Linked DNA regions of Homo sapiens: region 2 is linked to region 1. The links are chromatin loops, found by intact Hi-C in ENCODE. Cell type or tissue: heart right ventricle. All regions are shown on one strand.

The links. A loop is a pair of places that touch in the nucleus more often than their neighbours do. Peaks named below come from ENCODE experiments on the same cell type or tissue, not always from the same donor. Only the 100,000 strongest peaks of a DNase experiment are listed, where the experiment ranks them.
Region 2: it touches region 1 in a loop (5-fold over the local background); 2 of 110 quality-filtered maps call a loop at or near these places.

Annotation. Positions count from the first base shown.
Region 1 is chr1:201,344,330-201,348,329 of GRCh38, reverse strand. No RefSeq gene overlaps it. Among named protein-coding and RNA genes, the nearest start is that of TNNT2, 31 kb to the left of the region's middle. RefSeq lists enhancers at 240-1,224, 1,335-1,835. In heart right ventricle, CTCF peaks have their summits at 43 and 1,535 (motif pointing right); no DNase peak of the experiment used is centred here.
Region 2 is chr1:201,480,569-201,484,568 of GRCh38, reverse strand. It overlaps CSRP1 (cysteine and glycine rich protein 1), which reads left to right. Exons shown (of 6, transcript NM_004078.3): 6 at 1-1,039. Among named protein-coding and RNA genes, the nearest start is that of PHLDA3, 13 kb to the right of the region's middle. RefSeq lists an enhancer at 1,252-1,581 and a silencer at 3,962-4,000. In heart right ventricle, a CTCF peak has its summit at 2,335 (motif pointing left); DNase peaks (open chromatin) are centred at 2,338 and 3,828; H3K4me3 peaks cover 1,868 bases; H3K27ac peaks cover 2,111 bases.

The DNA of each region.
Region 1 (4,000 bases):
GCCCCAAGTCTTCATCGCTCTCTTGAGGGATTAGAGCTCCCCCTGGGTGTGGTTTGGGAGCCCTGCACCTGAATTATTGTCGCCCTGCCGGTGTGGACCAGAGAGAGCCCTGCCCACCTCCCAGCATCCACCTCCCAGCCCCCCGTCTGTGTCTCCCACCCCATTCCTAACTGTAAAATCCGTGCCCCCAGACTACCCTGGCCTCCTTGTTCTCCCTATCTCTCTAAACAATCCTCACTTCCACACTCTCTCCCCATTTCCACATTATTCTGCAGCCTCAGCTCTGCTTCCATGTGTTTTTTCCCTCCAAGTTGCCCTTCTTTTATAAGTCTGCCCTTCCAGGAAGTCTTCCTGGATTGGCCAGGACCTTGCTGCTCAAAGTGTGGCCCGCAGACCGGCATCAATGGTACCACCTGGGATCTTGTAGAAATGCAGAATCTCAGAATTTGCATTTTAATAAGATCCCCAGGGATCCATGTGCACATTCCAGTTTGAGAAGTATTGAACTAGGTCACCCTGCAGTCCCAAAGGTCCTTCATTCCTTGAAAAGACAGAGATTCTGGGAGCCTGTCTCAGATGGTGACAGGAGGGAGACAGGAGAGAGCATTTCAAAGAATGCAGCGAGCCCTGCTCCTGTCTTATATCTTGACTCCTACTTTCATGGCAGCCTGTCCACCAGCCTGTCCAGATTTCGAGGCTGAGCATGCTGGAATTCCCCCTGCAGGGCTCATCAGTTGCACTTGGTCTGCGGACACACTCTCCCAGTCCATGCCCATCTGCTTTGCCATTTGACTTGTTCCAGGAGAGCCTTTGTCTGGGATTCCAGAATTTCCCTTTGGAAGTAAGCTTAAACAATCTCAGTGTGGCTGCCCAAACTGGCTCTCTGAAATTGGAGTTCTGTTAAAGTTTTCTGCACTGAAGTAAGTTGGGAGGGGCTTCATGCCACCTTTGTCTTTTTCTCTTTCTTTCTCTGCTGTGATACACATGAGCACGTTAAAACTGCTGAGAATCACGAGTAAAAAAAACTGATTCACTCATTTAGCCCAGAGTTTCCAAAACTTAGACCTCCTTTGTCACTTAGCATTGTGAACATCCTCTGGAACTCATTTTGGGAAATGCTAATCTAATTCCCTAACACACACACACACACACACACACACACACACAGACACACACACACACACACACACACACAGACACACACACACACACAGACACACACACACAGAGACACATAGCAACTACTAAGATTTTATGCAAGGCTCTTTGGATGCTGCAGGACCCCTTGAGCTCATTTTCTAAGTGAGAAGCTGAGTCTTGTGGTGTTGGAGAGGATCTGCTGGGGCTTCTCTTCCAAATCCTTTCTGGGGGGGGCAGGGCTGGTACAGGCATCGTCAACTCACCAGGGTCTATGGGGAGGCTGTTCTTACCAACCTTGATTTCTCCTGTATACTGGATGGCTTGACTTTTATTTTGAGTCTCAAATGCTATTTGTTCTCTCAAATCTGCCAATCTAGTCCTGTAGTTGAAGTTCCTGCCAGCAGGGGGAAGTTCCTACCAGTTCCCATGGGCCTGATGGTCATTGTAAAAGGTGTCCTCCCCAGCTGAGGGAAGTTGGAAAGGACTTCTACGAATCCAGTGCTTGGGCTCAGTTTATGCAGGGAAGTTCTGTCTGCCTTGCCCACCTGGAGAATGGTGGCAGCAGAGTTTTCTAGCCAAATCTCGACTCGCCTTTTGCTGACACTGTGGTTAGACAGAAGGTGGAACTGGCAGGGCCAGTTCTGACAGCCTGACTCACGGCTTCTCTAGCTCCCTGCCACTGGTACAGGGAGGTTGAGGCTGGGTGGGGGGAGGGTGTGGGAATCTGTGCAGGAATGCCAAACTGGAGGCTTCTCAGTCCTAGCCAGGGAGCTGGGGCAGGCTGGGGGCAGTGTGTGGGGCTTGTTGAGAACCTAGGGAAGCTGATGGGCATGGGAAAAGGAGACCTTGAGAGCGCCAATGCTCTGAGAATCACAGAGTGAAGGCAGGGATTTCCGTTCCACAAAACTCACATGAAGGTCTGATTTGGGCTGGCAGGGACCCCAGATATCCCCTTATTTCAGCAGGAAGGAAGCTGGTGAGGAGGTTTTTCCAAGGCCACACGTTGACTCTGCGGTAGATCTGGGATCTCCTGATAGTTGCATTGAGGCATCACTTTTTGTGGCATCTGGGCTGCTTCCCCAGCTGGAACTGTCACATTCAGACTTACCTGAGAATAAATTTATCCCGAAGCTGATCTATCGGCTCTGGAGAATCCCATTTCCCAATACTAACATACGCCATGCCCAATTTCCTTGCTCCTCCTTGAGGAGGTGGCACAGTAGGATCCACCATGGGCTGAAGGTGCTGGATGATCTGGGGTGCCATGCAGTCAAAAGAGACCTTTGCCTGAGTTTCCAAGGAATTGGAGTTTGGAGATCCCACAACCTGGCAATTTCCAGGCCTAGATGACAGATTTGGGATATCCAAAATCTGAGAGAGTCCAGCCCTGTATTCGGTGTATTCGGTGCAACTCAGACCACAACTGATGTCCCTTTACCTATTCAGAACTCCAGTTCTTAAGAGGGACAGTGACAATCTGAGACATGTTCAGAGAAGGGTGACCAAGAGGGACACTAAATCATGTCCTTGAGGAATGGTTGAAGCAGCTCAGGAGGCTTAGCTTGGATATGAGAAAGCTCAGAGACACCAGAGAGCTGTGTTCAGATACTGGAAGGATTGTCATGGGGAAGACAGGCTGGACCGATTCTCCATGGCCCCAGTGAGTAAAGACAAGACCAGTGAGTGGAAGTTGTAGGAACCCAGAAGCCAGAGCAATACCAGATACTTGACTAACGGCCAGCACAGCTTTGAGTTCTCTTCCCCTGGAGGTGCTTGGAGGGTGCTGATTGGCCAATGTGGAAGAAGGTTTATGGGTCTTCAAGAGTCAGCTGCAGGAGGGAGGCCTGGGAGACTTTTAAGGTCATTTCAACATGCAATTCTATGCATCTATATCCAGACTCCTGTTCTATTCAGCTCATGTTGGGTTTGTGCTCTGTGCTGGACACTGTACCAGGTATGACGAAAGGGCAAAAAATGGAGCAAGTCACTATCACAGAGGGGAAAATAGACACACGCACAAGCCAGGGCACGACTCGTGCCTCCACACAGGTGCACGCAGGCCTCACAGAGGGGATGACATGCCAGTTGGGCCTCAAAGGATGAATAGAATTTTGACAGGCAGAGGCAGGGGAAAGGCACACCAGGCAGAAGAAGCAACACAAAGACAGTGGGATTAACCTGGCACATCGTGTTTGGGGAGATGCCAGTCATGGGTGGAGTAGAGGGAGTGAATGGGAAGCAGCAGGAGGCAGGAGGGGTGGGCTGGGGCTGGCCTGGGAGAGCCTTGGGTGATAGTCTAAGAATTCTGGCTACAGAAAAGTGGGAGCTGGTGATGCATTTAAGCAGGGGAAGGATACAGTCAGCATTATTTAGAAAGATGACTCTAGTGGAGGCACTCTGGGGGCAAAGGGGCGGGAAACAAGAGGCAGAGGGCCCAGCCAGGAGGCCCAGCCTATTGCCGTGGAAGGGGCCAGGCCTCAAGGAGGCCCAGGGTAGACAGCGGTAGTGGGTGTGGAGATGAGGTAATAGTTTAGAGTTGTCAGGACTTGGTGCCTCAATGGGAAAGGAAGAATGAAAGATGAGGCCAGAGTTACTTGATGAGGTGACTGGGTGGGTGGTGATTTAATTAACCGTTGTCTTTTGTTTTTCAAAAACAAATGAACCAAAACACATGTGGCTCAGGCTGGTTCAGAACTTTGTGGAGCCCTGAGCGGAGAAGGGAAGGCCCAGGGAGGTGTGGGGAAGCTGGGTAGAAGCTCTGAGGGGCAGCCATGAGGGGCCGGAGGGTTGCTGTGTGAGTGCTCCCCTCTTGGAGACTCAGCTTCCCCTGAATGAGCAGCAGGGGCACACACAGTGTCCT
Region 2 (4,000 bases), 140 kb before region 1:
TTTGGTTTGGGGGTCTGCCTGAGGTCCCACCCCACTAAAGGGCTCCCCAGGCCTGGGATCTGACACCATCACCAGTAGGAGACCTCAGTGTTTTGGGTCTAGGTGAGAGCAGGCCCCTCTCCCCACACCTCGCCCCACAGAGCTCTGTTCTTAGCCTCCTGTGCTGCGTGTCCATCATCAGCTGACCAAGACACCTGAGGACACATCTTGGCACCCAGAGGAGCAGCAGCAACAGGCTGGAGGGAGAGGGAAGCAAGACCAAGATGAGGAGGGGGGAAGGCTGGGTTTTTTGGATCTCAGAGATTCTCCTCTGTGGGAAAGAGGTTGAGCTTCCTGGTGTCCCTCAGAGTAAGCCTGAGGAGTCCCAGCTTAGGGAGTCACTATTGGAGGCAGAGAGGCATGCAGGCAGGGTCCTAGGAGCCCCTGCTTCTCCAGGCCTCTTGCCTTTGAGTCTTTGTGGAATGGATAGCCTCCCACTAGGACTGGGAGGAGAATAACCCAGGTCTTAAGGACCCCAAAGTCAGGATGTTGTTTGATCTTCTCAAACATCTAGTTCCCTGCTTGATGGGAGGATCCTAATGAAATACCTGAAACATATATTGGCATTTATCAATGGCTCAAATCTTCATTTATCTCTGGCCTTAACCCTGGCTCCTGAGGCTGCGGCCAGCAGAGCCCAGGCCAGGGCTCTGTTCTTGCCACACCTGCTTGATCCTCAGATGTGGAGGGAGGTAGGCACTGCCTCAGTCTTCATCCAAACACCTTTCCCTTTGCCCTGAGACCTCAGAATCTTCCCTTTAACCCAAGACCCTGCCTCTTCCACTCCACCCTTCTCCAGGGACCCTTAGATCACATCACTCCACCCCTGCCAGGCCCCAGGTTAGGAATAGTGGTGGGAGGAAGGGGAAAGGGCTGGGCCTCACCGCTCCCAGCAACTGAAAGGACAACACTATCTGGAGCCACCCACTGAAAGGGCTGCAGGCATGGGCTGTACCCAAGCTGATTTCTCATCTGGTCAATAAAGCTGTTTAGACCAGAACTCTGGTGTCCAATCCTGTGTCTGTGGAGCTGGGAGGGAACTCAATGGGAGCAATCAAATTAGCAGGGGCTTTGGGAGGCCGAGGCAGGCGGATCACCTGAGGTCAGGAGTTTGAGACCAGCCTGGCTAACATGGTGAAATTCTGACTCAACTAAAAATACAAAAAATGAGCCAGGCATGGTGGTGGGTGCCTGTAATCCCAGCTACTTGGGAGGCTGAGGCAGGAGAATCGCTTGAACCCGGGAGGCAGAGGTTGCAGTGAGCTGAGATCACACCATTGTACTCCAGCCTAGGCAACAAATGTGAAACTCTGTCTCAAAAAAAAAGCAGGCAGCCTGGTGGAAATGAATCAAAGTGGATTCGTTCCTGCTTTTTCTAAGGACCAATTACTTCTCAGTATCAATGCCAACTGAACCACACTGTCTGAAGTGACCCGACCAGCCAAACACCACTGGCTTGTCCTGTCTGGTCTCCACCCCCAAATCTGGGCCTGGGAATTGCATGGACTTTGGACTTGGAGGGGCTCAGCTAGGCCCCAAAACTGTGCTCAGAACTTCTCCCAGCTCGGAAAGCCCCAGCCTAAGAGGGAAACTCAACCAGAGGAACTTTCACGTCAAATCTAGAAAGCTCACTTCTACCTAGGAGGGGTGTGGTGGAGGGGCCTGGCTCAGCCTGCTGTGCTGTTAGGGCCCCCACAGCAAGTCCGTGGAAGGCCACATTTTTTTTTGGAAATAGGTTCATGTGAGGGGTTGCGGCATCCTTCATCTTAGGCATACCTGCCTGATGCGTTGGGGCTGTGCTGCTTTGCTTCAGCCCTTCTCGAAAATGTGCCCACACTAAGTTTTCAAAACAAAAGCAGATGCTTTAATAACAACAAGGCCTCGTGTACCTATTTCCCAGATGACCAGCTCCAACAGTGGCCTTGACAGAGGCCCCTCCTGGACTCTGAGAAAGGCACCTATGCATGCATAACACCCATCAATGGTGCAGAGCAATAGAAAAGTACAAGATGACCGGGAGAAGAGCTGGAGGAGTTCAGGGAATGCCAGCCCAGGGTGGGCTCTGGCTGGGAGTTCTGCAATCGGGGTCAAGGGCTCCATCTTGGTAACCCCTCTGGCTCCAGCACAGGGGGTGGCCCACGAAAGGTGCTCCGGACAAGTTTCCGCAGCCAGGAGGACGGCTGGTTCCACACACCCAGGTGGACCCTTCTGTCTGGGAGGGGCCTACAGGAGTGGCCCGGATGGGAGCCTTTGGGGCCCAAAGCTGGAGAGAGGCTGCCCTCTGCTGGCTGATCGGGAGGGCCTGTCGGCGACCGTCCTGTGCCTTGCACCACTAGCTGTCTTGCTCCCGGGCCACTGTTTTTCAGTGCAGCCCCACGGTGGGCAAGGGGCCCTGACGCACCTCCTGGGAATAAGACCTGGGTAAAGGCAGTAGGCTGTAAGCCAGCTGCGGCCAGGCCAGGAAGCACTCACTGGACGGTGAAGGGCCAGCCAGAGGGGCGCATCAAGGAAGGAGGAACACCAGGCAGGGGAGGCACTTGGGGAAGGAGGGTCGGCTGACGGGGAGGGGGCCCAGCATCTGCAAGCGCGGCGCTTGCGCCGTCCCGGGAGACACCAGGTGGTGCTGTGGGGTCAGGGCAAAAGGCAGGCGCTGCGTTTCCGCGCACCCCACGCCCTCCTCCTCTCTCTGTGGACCCTGAGGACTCAGCTCCTGCGCAAGACAGCGCACGCGTCTAATCCCCGACGCTCACTTCTCCTTGGAGGGCTGTCGCGCTTCGGGGCCCTGTGGAATACCAAACCCTCACCAAAGAGTGAGCAAGGACTCTTTTTTTTGAGACAGAGTTTTCCTCTTGTTGCCCACGCTGGAGTGCAATGGTGCGATCTCGGCTCAACGCAACCTCCGCCTCCCGGGTTCAAGCGATTCTCCTGGCTCAGCCTCTGAGTGGCTGGGATTACAGGCATAAGCCACCCCGCCCGGCTAATTTTTGTATTTTTTTGGTAGAGACGGGGTTTCTCCATGTTGGTCAAGCTAGTTGGCCTAGAACTCCCGACCTCAGGTGATCTGCCCACCTCGGCCTCCCAAAGTGCTGGGATTACAGGCATGAGCCACCGCACCCGGCCAGGGTGAGCTAGGTCTTTATGTCCACTTAGGTATTTCTTTTCTCGTTTCTGTCATCTCCGAGCAAGGCGTCCAGGGCGACCTCGGGAGAATGTGTTTGGTGGGAGCTATGCCCAGCTGCAGGAGCGGTAGAGCCCTGGGCTTTTTAGGATGTGATGGAAAATAGCTGCCGCTCCCGATGGGCGGCAGGCCCAGCCTCCTCGGGCTGCCCTTCTCCAAGAGCCTTAGCAAATTGTCCGGGTCACCTGAGAGGCTGGGGAGGGACAGGAAGACCACGAGGCCGACTGGAGGGTGAGGATAGAGATCTTGGGTAGCGGGGGTTGGGGGGCGTTAGAGCTGCTATTAAGTGTGGGAGTGATCCCTGAATCAAGGGCCACAGAAATTATTCGAGAGGGGCTCCCAATCGCTTCTCGACCTTTTGGCTAAGATCAAGTGAGGGGGGCACCCAGCGAGGAACGATCCCCCGACTTAGATCAGTGGAGGTGAGTGTGGCGGAGTGAGGAACACAGGGATTAACAACTGGAAGGTCCGGCCCTCCCCGCGCCTCGCCTCCGTGCCACGCCCAGCCCCGGCCCCGCCTCCAAGCCCAACCTTTATTCTGAGAATCATTGGGGAAGCCTTTAAAAATGGATTCCCAGCCCCACCCCTAGAGATTCTGATTCGGTTGGCCTGGGTGGGGCCTGGGAATCTGTATTCGACAAGCTGCTCTGGTGATTCTCTGACGCTTGCCCGGGCTCAGCCGGGCTTGAGAACCTGCGGACCAGCCCAGCCTCCTAGTAGGTGCCGGCCTCCACCCGGCCGCTCAACCTCAACCACTTAGCTGCCAACAGCTCCGCGCCCCGC